2 separate regions of the Mus musculus genome follow, and region 2 is linked to region 1. A link is a loop called in an ENCODE intact Hi-C map of the cell type or tissue named here. Cell type or tissue: left cerebral cortex. All regions are shown on one strand.

Region 1 (8,000 bases):
AAGAAAGTTTAAAATTTAGAAAGTAATTTAATTTTCCTCAAACTAAAAACTAACACTCAGCCAACACTAACTGTATCATCTACTCCTTATAAACATTAAGGGAAATTAAATTTGCAGCCATTTAAAAAATGTCCACGGCCAAATGATTTTAGAAGAGAATTCTACCAAAATGTAAAGAATTAACAATATGTTTACATAATGTGCTCCATAAAACATAAAAGAACAGAATACTTCCCAATTAACTTCATGAGGCGCTAATCATAAAACTAGACTGTAAACAAAGAAAAAAGTAGTAACGTTCCTGTCAGCATCTTTCATGAACTTTGATGTGAAAATCCACAATTTAATCTAAATATGTGTAAATTATCATTAATCTATGTTTGCCCATTGGGATATATACACAGGTGAATTACTTTGATTCTATATCTGAGAACCAATAGATAATAACAATGTGCCTTATGGTAAAATAGAAAAGGTCAAAAACATCTATAAGCCCTGTATCTAGAATTCTTCATGGTGAATGATTTTTTCCCCAGAAGATCGGGAATGAGGTAGGTTGTTTATGTCAGCATTGTTGCCCAACAAAGAGCTTGCAGCCACTGAAATAAGAGAAGTTGGGAAAACATGGAGATATAAAGGAAGAAATCTAATGTGCCTTGTTCTCAGAGACATCATGATTGCCTCTGTAGGAGAATCCTACATGTGATAAGTAAGGTCTGAATGGTCACAATGATCAAGCTCTATTTGTAAGTTTTTTAAGATATATATTTTATAAGTGTGTATCTGTGTGAGGATCTATGCACCTGTTTACAGTACCAACAAGGTCAGAGGAGCGTGTGAGATCCCCTGAAGCTGGGGTCACAGGTACTTCTGGGCTGCTGGTCGTGGGTGCTATACTGAACTCCAGTCCTCTGGATGAGGAAGAGTGCTTTTAACAGCTGAGCCCTTTCTTCAGCCCAAACATGGAAATTTTAATTGTGTCTCTATACATCTAACAGCGATCATATGGAAACCAAAATTTTAAATGAGATAACATTTACAGACACCTCCATAAAGAAAAGAGAAGAAAAGAAAAGGTAGAAAAAGAAAAAAAGAAAAATCCTTAGGTATAAATCTAAGCCAATCCTAAAATGAAAATTAAAAATAAATGGAGGCATATGTAATAAGAGATACACTATACTCAAAAAGAAGCAATGTTAAAAGAGAAAAAAAATCTTTCTCCCAAATCAATCTATAGTTGATGCAATTTCTAACAAAATTCTAGTGTGTGTGTATGTGTGTGTGTGTGTGTGTGTGTGTGAGAAAGCTTTCTCTGTAGTGTATGTGGAATGGCTAGAGCAATCCTTAAGAAAAGAAGAATTAAGTGAGAAGAACACTTAACCTAGTACAAAGGCTGACAACTCAGCTGTGAGACAGCACAGCACTGGTGAAGGTTAGGTAGGCACACAGGCTGATGGAGCAGGATGCAGACCACGAAGCAGAGCCACATAAATCGACCACCTGGGTTTCATTGTTACTGTAACAACCACACACACACACACACACACACACACACACACACACGTAAATAAATAAACAAATATACTCTTAAAACTGGGGGTAATTGTCAACACTTAGGGTTAGACGAGTTCTCTGGCTTAATACCAAAATGAAAGATTGGTAAACTGCATCTGTCTCATCTAGTCTGGAAATTTCTGTTCTGCAAATTCCTGAAAAGAGGCTCCACAGACAAGCCTGGGACTCAGGCAAAACATGTGCGAACTTCTTACAGAGGACCTATTCTAGACTCTTCTTCATGCACAAAGAACTCTTCTTGCATGGCATGACCGAGGCACTGGGTTCAGGCCTAAGTGCTGAAACCAAACAAATGAACAGACAAACCAGACACTCTAAATGGGATGTGGGCAAAAGATGTGAACAGATATTTTATTTTTTAAAAAGTGTACAGCAAAACTAAATCGTTGTTTAAAAAAGCATGTTCACTGTCATTAGCACTCAGGGAAATGTGCGTTTTCTTGAGCGATTACTACATCTGTCAGAACAGCTAAAGCACCAAATACTGACCATACTACGTGCTGATAAGTGGGACCACAAACTACCACTGTGCATGTCGAGCAGTGCGGGTGTTCAACAAGACATCCACAGTGTCTTATATGAATACACAGCCCTGCAATTACTTTCCTGGGTGTCTATTCCCAAGAAATGCTATGTTCCCACATAAACCTGCAGAGCAGTGTTTATAAAATCATTATCCATAAACAAAATAGAGAAACAGCCCTTGAAGGGTGTGCTTCCCCGTGTCACAGTTAAACACTGACCCCTGGATGACCCTGAATGACCCAGGAGACCCTCAGGCCATAAAAGCAATCCATTGACCAACTATTAACCGTGGTAAGTAGGATGGAATTCCAGGAAATAACATTGGGTTGTTTTTCTTTTCTTTTCTCCAATGAAAGGACAAAGAAAAAGACTACATGACTATGTAATTCCATTTATTCAACAATCTTAAAATGACAAAACTTGGAGTGAGGAGTGTTCTCTGGGGTTGCTTGTCAGAGAGAAAGAGAGACTTTGCTGTGTCAGCAGTGGTGTTATCTACCCAAAATTGCATGTGTGAATAAAAGAAGTACAGGTGTAATTACAGGTGGGGGGCGGGGTGCATCAGTGCTCAACTGATATCCAGTGATAGGGTATTGTTTGTACTTTCAACAATTGTTAGTTAGGGGCTTAGGGGCTGTAACTCAGTTAATAGAGTTCTTACTAACCACCAAGAAGCCCTGGGCTCAATCCTCAACACCATGCACACAGGCCTGGTAGTGCAAGCCTGTAATCCCAGCTCTCAGGTGCAGGTGCGGGGGCGGGGGGGGGGGCGGTGCGGGGAGGGGCAGAAGTTCAAGGACATCCTAGACTACCTGTTAAATTCGAGGTCAACCTGGGCAATGAGACCCTGTTTCGGAAAGAAAACAGCATTAAAAAAAAAAAGCGCGTGGGGTGAGTTATTTCTTAGAACTGCATGTGAATCTACGATTCTCTCAAAATCCTCTGGTCTGATTTCCTAACGGTATGAATGCTACTGGACTGTATGTAGTCTTACATGCCTTGAAACATACAAAGACAAGGGACAGGTGATTGTTTCTTAAATTTGGGGACACTACCTCTCTTAAGTGCCATTCCCTCACGTTGCTGTCAGGGACTGCGGGAGTGTTGGATTTGGGAGTGGGCGAGGAGAATTCAGGGCCTGGCCTCGCTGCGATCAGGTGTGTGTAGAGGTGGGCGTTGATGTGAGCGAGAGGCAAAGCCCAGAAAGAATGCGACAAGGCAAAGCATGCCGTCCTGTCAAAGAAGGAACCATGCAGAATGCCAGTTGGAGAAGGATTTAGAGGAGGGTGCTGGAGCCTCGGGGACGCCCTCCCGTGCACCTTTCAGGAGGTGATGGGCGGCGAACGAACCTCCCCGGAGCAGTAACCGAACCCCGCCACGCACGGAACCAGGTGAGTGCTGGACCCAGAGCGGAGGTGAGGCCTCCCGGCGACCGCCGCAAGCGTGCTGGGCAGCGTGGTTCGCAGAGGCGGCGCCGGGTCTCGGAAGCTGCGGCGGAGACGCCAAGGAGGCTGAGAGTGCGGAGAGGGTGGGGCGTTGCGGAGATCCCGCCGGCGCCAGCCGAGGAGCAGCGGCTGGCTGAGGGCGCGCTCACCCAGGCACGTGGGTGTGGAGCCACCGGCGCCGCCCGGCCTGCGCTCTGCAGCACCGCAGCGCGGGTGCAGGCGCGGGAGCAACCGCGCTGGGGAGGGCTGGGACGCGCCACATCCTGGCCCGACGCCTGGAGGCGCTCTCCACGCGCGTCCTTTCCCCGCTGCCCGGGCCTCCTTGAATCTCCCGAGTGGGAAACCGGAAAGCTGGAGGCTTTGTCCAAGGGTGGTTGGGGACACTGGAGCTTCCAAACCTTTCGCCCACACCCCTGACTAGGGATGACGGGGCAGAGACATATGGACATTGACCTGCCTACGGAGCACATTAGGGGTTTGCGGGGACTCTACCCACAACTGAGCCCGGGACCTTGGAGGAGTAGTCAGGTTCCACGTTGGTGGACCCCGAGCCGGGGCAGCAGCGGATCGCCGTCGTGGGTTCCCCGCAACGGCTGCGCCCAGCCCTGGGCAGCCACGCGCGCCTAGTGGGGGTGCAGCAGAGTGCGCTGGGGACGAAGATGGTGGGCGGGCGTGAGGTGAACAGCCAACAGGGGTGGGGGTGGGGTGGAACGGCAGAAAGCATGAGAAGGTAGCGGTCCCACTGTTGCAGCAACCCTGCGGTAGGCGGGAACGAGACGACAGGATCAATGTGGTGCCTGCCAGGCGCACAGCGGACCGGACAGGCAGGCCTTGGTCCGCTCTAGTAATGAGCAGAGGGGAGACTGCCGACTCAGAATCTTACTGGTGCTGGCCAGTGTGCAGGGATTTAGCCACAGGAACTTGGAGGAAGGAAAGAGAGGGGGACCGTGCCTGGCCTATAGAAGGGGATGATGACGCTTAGCGCAGCTCTTGAGGACATGCCTGCAGACAGGGAGCCTCCGAAATCCTTTTCACCCTGGGACCCCAAACCTGCCATTTGTCCCATTCCACCACGCCCTCTTCGTAGCTTCCCAAGATTGACCCGTCGATACTTCCAGATCCCTTTTAGATTGAAAATCAGGTCAGATTCTGCACTTTATCAACATGCCCCACCCCTGTCGCCATTAAGCAGCTTCTCACAACCCTGAGGTGTGGTCACTCCGAAGGCACAGTTCCACAGACCTCTGACCGCGCCGCAGGAGGACGCTGAAAGCAAATGCTCTGCAGCGACTTGTCCTGTTCAATATCATCCCCATTCATCCCGGCTGTTGTGTGTTTTCTCAACAGGGCGTGACCCTGTAGACAAGCAGGGCTCGAAGTCAGGGACCTACCCCAATTCAGACACTGTCGCGAACACTCCCTACACTACAAGGCGTGTCAGTCTCTGCATCAGCCACTCTGGGCTGCCTCTCTCAATGGTACTCAAGGGTCGGACACGTGAAAGTCCAGGATCTGATACCACACATCTCCAGCTGTGCCGGACCCAACGTGTGTGTGTGTGTGTGTGTGTGTGTGTGTGTGTGTGTGTGTTGCATTTAACTCCACCATCATTCCCAGATATGCAACATAAAGCATTGAAGGGAGAGGGAGGCAAAAACAAAAAAATTAGGATCTACAGTTTCAAGTTCAAAATCACAACCTTGAGACTCTGAAGGAGTATTCACCTCCTTCCTGTCTAGGCTACCGGATATCATATCTTTGAATACACGCCAGACCCTCAGGAATTATCTCTTCGGGCGATGCCACAAGTGAGCAGTATTCTCTCAACTTCCCAGATCCTTGCTAAAAAGGTGTGTGTGTGTGTGTGTGTGTGTGTGTGTGTGTGTGTGTGTGTGTGTAGTGGATTATTTTCCCCCTTTTATATATAGTGTAGTTTTGAGAAGGGCAGCGAGGCATCTGCTTGGAAAATAATATACTTCTTAATTTGACAGGCCCCTCTCTCCCATGGTAGCTTTTCGGAGTCCTCCAAAGTTCTGTCTAGCGTTGGTGCCCGAAGCTTTGCATGCAGTTAAGCTTCCTACTAAGCAAACCTGCTGGACATTTGTCCTGTGCCCAGGGAAGCACACAAGTGTCATGAAGGGGTTGGGGAAAGACCCTCTGGGTTAAGGGAGGCGTTGCTTCGCGGGTAGAGGTTGAGAGGGAAGTTGGAGTGCAATGGGACCATTAAGTCCCACCTTCTTCCCCCATCTGTGCTTTGGACTATGCGGTTTCTGCCTTGGCCAAAAACCGCATCCACGTCCAAATACAGTACAAAACTCTCTTGGACAGAAGTTAGAAAGAAGCCAGTGTAGAGAGAGACAGTTTGCTTCTAATAATCTCATAAGAATGCCCACAGTATGGCCCAAGTGGCGAGCAGATTCACGGTCCCCATGTGCTGCTGGGGTTGTCGCAGACGCGTCCACGGGCGTCGCAGCGGACGTGACACCGCATTTTCTCTGAATTCCTGCCATCTAGGATGGTGCAACCAAGGGAGGGGGTCATGGGGAAGCAGAGTGCAAGGCTGCAGAATCCGTTCTCTGCAGAGAACTGGAGCGAGCATGGAACAGCGCAACTCCGAGGGCGTTCACATTCGAGAGAAAAGCAACGCCCGGTCGTGGGTGGTTAATTGCCGGCTTCCCACAACCATGAGGCACGTCCCTGGCGGCGTCACTACCTTATGTTTTAATTTGACCTTTATTGGATCTTTGCTCCCCTGGGCTGAGGACTGGACTTGCACTCAGAAGACCACTGCCCTCTCTGGGGAGGGTGGGCCTTCTACTGCGGTTCCCTTCTCCTGAGGGAGCCTGTTCGAGTTCAGAACCTTGTAGACCTTGGAGTTATCAGGCATTCCCGGGCGTGGTCTAGTCGTGGGTTGCGGGGTTTTCTAGCCTTGGAACTGGGCGGTGTCTGCAATGCATCGCATCGCCTTAAGCTGTTCTCGGGTACTCACTCTCGCCGGTGCGCAGAAAGAGACAGAGAGGGGAGGGGTCACGCTTGACTATGAAGTGCCGGTGGGGTCTATTCAGAGTGTCAGTGTGTGTGTGTGGGGGGGGGGGGGGCTGCAGCAGAGGAGGGAGGGTTCTACTGCCAAGGGCAGGGCGGAGGACTGTGAAGGCCGGTTGGTAGTGTGAATGCCTTCCCAGGTTCAGCTGCGGTGATCACCCGGCACTGCAGCTAAAGGAGCTGGTTGCACCTTGCGTGCTCCCCCGCCTTCCCTGTGTTCCCCGGCTTTTCCGGGAGGAAAGATGGGGTGCCCATAGCGGGTGGGGCGCGCCGGCTGCCCAGTCGGGCGGTCACGTGTCCCCCTCCCCCTCCTACTGCAGCGGGAGTTCCAATCAGAGCGCGCCAGGGGGCTCCTCCCGGGCAGGAACCACCGGGCTCCGCGGCGCGGGGTGGGCCGCCATCACCTGACCGCCCGCCCCCGCCCCCCGCGAGTAAGGGGCGGTGGTAGCGTCTGCTCGGTTACAAATGGCCCCTCCCGCCCCGCTCGCCCGCTCGCTCGAGCTCGGCGCGGACCCGCCCGGGAGCGCTCCTCGCAGCAGCTGCCCGGGTTCCCACCGCCCTACCGGGCGCGAGCGATCAGACTACCTCGGAGGGCGCGCTCAGACACCCAGATGTCCGGCCACCTCAGTGGGTACCCTCGGCACCCTGTGATCCGACCACCCGCGGAGGCGCGCTAGCCCTCTGGGTGGGCGTGCTGGGCTTCTCTGCGGCGGAAGTCTGGACCACAGATTGTGACTTCTTTTCTAGCAGTAGGTGAGTGCCCAGCGGGAGCGCAGGCATGGGATGCCCTCCTACTGTGTGGGAACCCCGGGATCCTCTAGGGCACAGGAGGTTTGGTGTAATGACTAAGTCAAGCTTGCAGAACAAGTCCGAAGTCACTCGCCTTCTGGGCCTCTTTTTCGAGTTTCCCCAGTCCCTGGTTTGGGAAAGCGCTTTGATTTGAGGAATTCTTGTCTTGAGATACTTGACAAAGGTTGAAAAGACACTCAGATAGGAGCCGGGAGCTCTAGCTAGCTGGCGCAGGCTGGGTACACCCGGCGTGTTTGAATGTGGGGGGCGGGGGCCCTTTTGAGAATCAGCCCTGGGTAGGGCTAGGGCGAAGCCTCTGCGTTGGTCCCGTCACTCTGTCCCCAAAAGCCACTTGAAATGCCAAGGAGAGAAGAAACAGTGGCTGTAGATGTTGCTAACCAGCTAACCCCCTCCGTTTCTGATCTACCCCTGTGCTGCAGGTTATTCTGCCAAGGATGTGTGAGACTTGGAAGCGCCTAGGATACACCATTTTTACTTTATGACTTTTTGGCAGAAAATATGCGTTAAAGTGTTGAATTACGAGGGAAGATGGAGAAAATAACTTAATTCGCGTTTTTGTAAAGTTTTTGTTTTAAATGCAAGGCAGTAGAGATGTAGGTATTT
Region 2 (8,000 bases), 120 kb after region 1:
CTTACTCCTCACTGTCATCCTGTCTCCCCTCCTCCCAGCAACAGCTCTGCAGAGCCACCTTTGGATCATCAATCATCTGCCTTCCCAGGACCACCCAGCAGTGATGCACGTAGAGCAGAGGTGCAGTGATGCACGTACAGCAGAGGCGACCCCTTCTCCATACTTCAGAGACCTCTAGCATGGTGTTGTGGGACAGCTGGTGTTGTGAATCAGGCCGTTGCCAATCAGAGAACGGCTACTTCACAACACCAGGGCCACACTGCACTGCAAGCAGCGAGCAGCAAGCAACAAGCATCCAGACACCTGAGCACCAGGATGCCAGCAAGAGCACCTGCCTGTGAGGAAACCTCCCAGCCCACCCCATACCCCACCCCATTATCCCACCCTACCCCACACCACCCCTCCCCACCTCACCCCTCTCCCCACTACCCTATCCCACCCTTCCCCTCCCCACCCTACCCCACCCCTCCCCTCCCCGCCCCACCCCCACCTTACCCCACCCTACCCCACCCCTCCAGTCCTTACAGGACTCCTCCCGCTGGCTCCAGACCACTTCTGCTTACTCTCCAGCTCCTGCCCTATGGTGTAACTGAGGCTGCTGTTTATTGTAACACAAAGCTCAACTTCAGAAGAAAGCACCAACTCCAGGCAGCATTAGCTTCCCACAAAGGCAACAGAACAAACAGGTCTCCCAGGGTGAGGGAAGAAGAAGATGTTCTCAGGCCCTTAGAAAGGCTGAGCACTCTTAATTGAATGTCTCCTCAGAGGGTCTGGAAACACACGGAGACTATAGAACCAGGCCCTTTCCCCCTTTGTTTCCTTTCCTTTTATTTTTCTATTACTTTTTTTTTAAGTGTGTATATGTGTGGGTGTGAATGTGTGTGCATGTGTATGGGGGATGTAAAACCAGTTTTAATTAAACTCTAATTATTTATGTATGTGTATTGCCTATGTGAGTTTATGTGTACCATGTGTGTAGGCGCCTGAGCAGTTCTGAAGATGGGTGTCCAATCTGCTGAAACTAGAGCTGTAGGGGTTATGAAGAGCCATGTGAGTTCTGGGAACTGAACCTCTGCAAGAGGGAAAAACCATCCTTAAACCTCATAACCTGCTCCTCAGCCCCACATCTATTTACTTATTTAAGTGTCTCTGTGTATGCATGTTAGTGCTATAACACACCGGTAGTGCAATGATTCTCCATCTGGGGATCATTGACCCAGCAAATGACCCTTTCATAGGGGTTACCCTAAGACCATCAGAAAACAGAGATGTTTATGTTACGGTTCTTAACAGTAGCAAAATTACAGTTATGAAGTAGCAACAAAAATAGTTTTATGGTTGGGGTCGCCACAACATGAGGAACTGTATATTAAAGGGTTGCAGCTTTAGGAAGGTTGAGAACCACTGATGTAGAGGTCAGAGAACAACTAGCAAGAGTTAGTTCTCCCCTTCTATCCTGTGGGTCCTAGGTTTGGCCACACGCACCTTCACCTGCTGAGCCATCTCACCAACCATCCTGCTTATTTTCTTAGTAGAGTCTTAACTGAGCTGGGACCTCATGAATTCAGCTAGAGTGGCTGGTCAGCAAGCCCTGGGGATCCTCTTGACTCTGCCTCCCAGAATGTGTGCCCCCATGCCTGACTTTTAGGTGGGTGCTGGGGATCTAACTCAGGTTGTCATGCCAACAAACACTGGGCCATCTCTCCAGCTCTTTGTTTTGATATTAGCAATGGTATCTTTGTCTTGGGCAGTGGAGAAGGGAGAAGCTGGTCAAAGGGTGATGGTCTTAGATGGTGACTCCACTGTAGCCTTCATAGAGCCCCCTGTAGGGGCAGCTTGTGTTTGTGTCCCAAATGGTCCCAGATTCCCTAAGCAGCTGATTCCATCCTTTAAGAGCAATATTTCCACTGGGCACATGTGCACATGCCTGTCTGTGACAAAGACTGACCAGAGCCAAGCACGGTGATGTCGGAGGCTCCTGTAGATCATACATGTTGTTGTGTTGGCAAGTGGTTTCCTAGCCCCAGGTCATAGCCAGAGTCCCTTTAGACTTGAAGACCTAAGGTCTCCTGAACTTCAGTATTTTTGTGTCTAACAAAATTACTTGTGGCACCATTTTTCAGAGCCCAGGCAGACTCTTAAAAGCTGCATCGCATCCTTTCTGACATACTAAGGAAAAATAAAGATCCCCCTCTCTGCCTTTGTGTAGCATAAGGAGCCTAAGGCACCCTGAACCCTGTGCTGCAAACTGTTTGCATGAGGCTTGTGCTGGGGCCTCATAGGAAGTGGGGAAAACCCAGGACAAGTCCTCTGCAAACACTGCCCAGCATAAAGGTTACCCAGACAGATCCTGGGTGAGCCAGAGCCACTTATGTCTCTGTCACCTTAAAGCTGGGAAGAAGAACCTCTTGTTTCTTACAATCTCCTGTCCCTCACCCCATTCCTAAACCTCTAAGGATAGATGTGGCATTTGTACTAAATTGTGTTTGCCTTCAGACTAAAAGGAGTTCTCAAAATGATCTCCCTAGCATCTCATTAGAAAACATAAACCATAAACCTCACATCTCTGAGAATCCTGACTCAGCTTCATTGTGAGGCACCTATGGAATCCTTGGTTCCATGTCCCCTGCTGCATCAGACTCTCCATCAGGGACCATGAGGCAGGTGGTAACTATGGTCACAGTCTGTGCAGGTTCCTTCGCTGTGCCCAGCCCCACTGCATTCTCTCTAGCCCCATATTTTCTGCATGCTCATAATCATCTTCTCAAAACACACATTCAGACCACGTAAGCCCCCCATGGGGCTGAGCTACTATAAGGACCTGACCTTGCCCTCCCTGTAGAAGGCCTGGCGATGGGTATAGATCCTTCTCTCCCAATCCTCTCCCTTCCCATCCTTCTGTTCTCTTCCGAGATCCCCCTGCCCTCCCCGGTGCCCAGGCTTCAGGATACTCCCAGCCCATCCTCCCATGACTGATGCCTGATTGGTGGTTTCATAGATACTTCAGAGAGCTCTAGTTTCCCAGTTTAAGAAGAACAGGTAGTTGCCAGTCCACGAACATGGCAGGATGCATTCCCTATGCTTGGAGCCTTCATTGCTTCCGCCCTTCTGCCTTCCATGGCAGGGTTCGTCTTTGCCTGGGGGCAGGGCTTCTGCTCATTGACTGTTACAGCCTTGTCCCTGCTCACTGGCACTGAGAATAAGTCTGCTAAATGAATGGGCGAGTGTGCCCATGCTGTGAGCATCCTCCCTGAACGTCCTCCCTGAATGTCCTCCCTGAGCATCCTCCCTGAGCATCCTCCCTGAATGTCCTCCCGGCATCCCCCCTGAGCATCCCTTGCTCTTTATTGAGTCCTGCATCTTTTATTTCCTTTTGGCAGTGTTGCAGCAACAGCTACCAGTAGAGCAGATCTTCTGCCAGGTGCTGCCTTGGTTCCTCCATTTTTTCTATCGGGTGGGCTGTAGACCCACGCTAACAGAAAGTGCCACCAGGGTAACATCCATGTCATTGGTCACCAGTGTCCCTGCTGTTCAAACCTAGGCCCTGAAGTCTGTCTCCTGAGCCACCGTGTTATGATGCAGAGGAGCTTGGTCACTCCCAGGGACCCAGGAAAGCCCTCCGTATTCTCAGAACCTTCTACCCTAGTGTCTTTAACTAGGTGCCCCACCACCAACAACCACACAGTCCTTTATAACAGGTTTTAACCTTGTTTGAAGGGCTTTGGTGATGGGACATGATTTAAAACCTTGTAAAATATGGAATGAGGTCACATCCTGAGAAAATGAGGGAATCCTTTAAGGCCTAGAAGAATGTCGATTTGAATTTGGCGTGATACCAGAAAGATCTTTTGAGGTTTATATATGACCTTCAAAGGCTGAAGCTGCAAATTCTGATGAGGGCCTACTTGGAACTCGGTGTTTGGGGTGTGGAGCACAGTTCTGGGTTCTCTTCTCAGTTCACAACTCCACCAGAGCACCACTCCAAGCCACACATGTCTGCCCATCGTGTGTCTTTCATTCCAAAGTGCATTGTGACTCACTGAGAACATCAGTCCCTGCTCCAGAACATTCTAGACCCTCCACTTAGGAGGATTTGATAACACCCGTGGGAAAGAAACAAGACTGTACAGCCCTGCTTTTTGTAGCCTTCTCTTAGCAGCCTGTGCCACAGGAAGTGGTAAGGTTTGTTGTTGTTGTTGTTTTTTTTTTAATTAAATTTATTTATTCACTTTACAACCCAATATCAGCCTTTCCTCTCCTCCCTGTGCCCCTCATACAAGTCCTCCCCTATTCCACCCTCTGAGTGTCAACCCCACCCCATCCTACCCCTGTATATCAAGTTGCTATGGGACTAGGTTCATCCTCTCCCACTGAGGCCAGACAAGGCTGTCCATTTAGCAGGATCCACAGGCAGGCAGGCAGGCAGGCAGGCAGCAGGCTCAGGGAATCCCTGCTATGTTGGGGGATCTCTATGAAAACCAAGCTGCTCGTCTGATATAATGGGCCTAGGTCCAGCCTGTGCTCGCTCTTTGGTTGGTGGTTCAGTCTCTGGGAGCCTCCAAGGGTCCAGGTTAGTTGACTCTGTTGGTCTTCCTGTGGAGTCCCTGTCCTCTTAGGGTCCCTCAGTCATTTTCCCAGCTCTTCTACCAACTTCTTACTCCCGAGCTCCATCTACTGTTTGGTTGTGAGTCTCTGCATCTCTTTCCATTGGCTGCTGGGTGGCGTCTCAGAGGAGTTATGCTAGGTTCCTGTCTGCAAGCATAACAGAGTATCATTAATAGTGTTGGAGACTGATTCTTGCCCATGGGGTGGGTCTCAATTTCAGGCAACCATTGGTTGACAATACCTCCATCTCTGCTCTATCTTGGTCCCTGCACATCTTGTGGGCAGGGCACATTTGAGGTTGAAGGTTTTGTGAGTGGATTGCTGTCCTTATCCTTCCACTGGGAGTCTTGCCTGGCTGTAGGAAGTGGCCACTTCAGGATCCATATTTCCCATTCCTAGATATCTCAGCTAGAGTCGCCCCCTTAGTCCTTCTGGGACCTCTCCCCATCCCAGATCTCTGGCAAGTACTAGAAGTTGCCCTATCACCACCACCACCACCCCCAGCCGATTTCCCTTCTCTCTCCCCTGCTCTTCCTACGTATGATCTCCCCAGGAAGTGGTAAGTTTAGGCTCTCTGTATCACAACTACTGTGAGGCCTTATGTTTATAGCCCAACTCCAAAAAGCAGATTCTCTAAGAGTGGTCCACTGCTGACCACAAAAAGCTGTGGGCACAGTGGGCTTGTAGCATGCACACACGAATGCACAGACACACTCACATCCACATCCACATCCACATCCACACTCACACGCACACGCACACGCACACGCACACGCACACGCACACGCACACGCACACACACACACACACACACACACACTTCAATACCCAGTGTCTTATTCTTTCGGACTGTTCTGCTGGCCTTGGTCAGTACTTTTGGGGAAAACTGGATTCAGAAAGGAGGTTTCCTTGTAATACTGAATATCAAATAGTGTTTTTCTAATTTGTTGCTGGAACCCCCAACCTCAGCACCCCTGGGAACTTACTGGGCATGCAATTGACCAGTCATACCCCAGTTGTGCTGAGCATTGGCAAGCACTCCAGGGAGTTCCACAGCACACTGATAGGAAGAAAAAGAAAATCTGAGATACGGTAATGCATACCTGTAAAACACACACACACACACACACACACACACACACACACACACACACATTCCAAACCAAGCCGTCGGGACCATGTTGGAAAGGAGTGAGTCAAGAAAATGGTTTGAGAAGCTCCCTGGCCCACAGTCTGCAGCCATGTGAGATGCTTATGGCTTTCACTGAATACTAAGTAGCAGTTTCTGAAACTCCAGGTGCCCTGGGCTGTGGAGTCCTGACTCCTCTTATGTTCTGAACAAAGATGCTCAGGTCACGTCTGATCCCTGCCACAGGGAGGCTGCAGGTACCAATGCAAAGCCTTAGCTGTCTTCATACACGGCACACTGCAAAGGCTTCGCGCGCTCTACTCCGAGTCCGCAGCAGCCTCGTTTTAAGAAGAGGATCTTGAGACCGAGACCTCCCCGGGGGGCCGAAGTGGCTGCTTACCACTTCAGAGTCATGAACCTTCTGCCTTCTCCAATGCTTCTCTAGGCCCTGCCTTTGATTTGACCTCTCTTTCATGAACAAGTATGAAACAGAGAGGCTGGCATGTCCAGCACAGAGCACTCGTGTCTATGGTATCACAGAAAAATCGGCCTCTGGGCTGACAACCAAACACTAGGTGGTGTTGACAGTTAAATCTTGTGCCTCTCTGACCTCAGAATGAGTGTGTAATCGTCCTTGTTTACCTTGGTGGTAGTTATAGATAGCCTTTATGTTCACCTCGTGGATGACCTCATACATTCTGGATAAACCAGAGAGGCAAAGACCTTCCAGACCTAAGCCATAGCCTCTTGGTAGATACTGACCCAGGCAAGTACATTTTTCCCTAAGAAAACCACAGTAATTCAGACCGAGAGTTCTGAGCTTTTCCATCATGTGCACTGATAATCAGACCAGGAGGAAGCTGTATTCTACATCCTGTCACAATCCAGGAAACTGCACGTATTGCTAATGATGAGGGAAGAGCCTGTGGGCCTTGGAGACAGAATTGAAGTCCGAGGTGTTCACCATAATTCTGATTTTCAGTGGAAAATTAGAGGAAAAATTAAAAGTCTGACCTGCTGTTCCCTCTCTCTCCTTAACAAAAAACCCCCCGAAGCGGTGTCGCATGGCGTCTGAAATGCTATTTTTAAAGGCATTGGAATGAAAAGGCTGGGAACGGCGCTCGGTCGGTAGAGTGCTCGCTATACAAGCATGAGGAACAGAGTTTGATCCCCAGCATCCACATAAAAAAAGGTGGTCGGAGCAGCATGTCCTTGTAGTCCCAGCAGATGAGAGGCAGAGACTGGCAGACCTCTGGCACTCGCTAGGCATCCAGCAGCCAAGAGGTGGATCAGGAATGGTAAGAAACCTGCCCTGGCCATACAGCCTAGCCCTTTGTTCCCAGAACCAGAGTTTTTCACGATCTAGGACAAAGACAATGCCCTCAGGACCCTGGTGGAATTTACCATGTGCTAAACATTTGTGTCATCTCAGAACCCAGCACCCCCTGGGAAGGCGAGCAAATTCTTCCTAGCGTTTATGTGAGGACCAGGTTTAGGTCCCATAGCTGGGCTATCATGCCCCCAGAGGTGTGCTGATCAACTACCTAAAAGGCATTCTGCTCACACTCTGTAATCAGTTCCTGCCACCTATCCCCGGCTATGTAGACATGAGTAATTTCAAAGGTTCCTAACTGTCTCCAAGTTGAAACCTGGGGCTTGGGGCCAGCATGCTGAAAGTGAGAAAAAATAAAAATGAAAACAACCCCCAATCATCCCTTTTTGGAGGGAAGGTCATTTGGGCCCACAAAAGTCACCTGTGGTCTGGTCTCCTCCCACCGGACATTGAGTTTCCCGGGGCAGGATTCACTATCTACTTTGTTGCATGGGTGCACCCCAAAGGTCACACAGTAGGGCTTAGGATACAGCTGATGTCTGGTGCAAGACTGTACTGTGAACAGTCCTGGGTTCCTCTACTGTCGATGCTGGAATGCTAGATACCCAGCCTGCCAAATGTGTATAATTCTCATGGGAGACTCATAGGCTATCTGCATGTTAGCTCAGCTCAGCAGAACAGGAAGGTCTCTGGGCTCAGAACCCCATCAGTAACCTGGGCACTAAAGCCTTCAGCAGATGCCTATAGCAGTGACCCTGTGGTTGTCACAGACACACTTTGAAACTGGTTGCAACTTGCTGACCTTATTAAGGACAAGAACCAACTCATCTGCTGCCTCTCATGAGCTCCAAAGCCAGCCTGTTACACTCACATGGTACCACATCCTTTAACAGGGTGCACAGCCATCATTGCACAAGAAATACCCTCTGGATC

The links. Peaks named below come from ENCODE experiments on the same cell type or tissue, not always from the same donor. Only the 100,000 strongest peaks of a DNase experiment are listed, where the experiment ranks them.
Region 2: it touches region 1 in a loop (3-fold over the local background); 4 of 42 quality-filtered maps call a loop at or near these places.

Annotation. Positions count from the first base shown.
Region 1 is chr9:122,565,425-122,573,424 of GRCm38, forward strand. 9530059O14Rik (RIKEN cDNA 9530059O14 gene) reads left to right here and starts at 7,077. Exons shown (of 2, transcript NR_015610.2): 1 at 7,077-7,340. In left cerebral cortex, CTCF peaks have their summits at 3,825 and 6,937; DNase peaks (open chromatin) are centred at 3,341, 3,748, 6,212, 6,399 and 2 more places; H3K4me3 peaks cover 3,513 bases; H3K27ac peaks cover 3,101 bases.
Region 2 is chr9:122,682,704-122,690,703 of GRCm38, forward strand. It overlaps Mir138-1 (microRNA 138-1), which reads left to right and starts at 173; the gene lies at 173-271. In left cerebral cortex, a CTCF peak has its summit at 4,677 (motif pointing left); a DNase peak (open chromatin) is centred at 4,668; H3K27ac peaks cover 448 bases.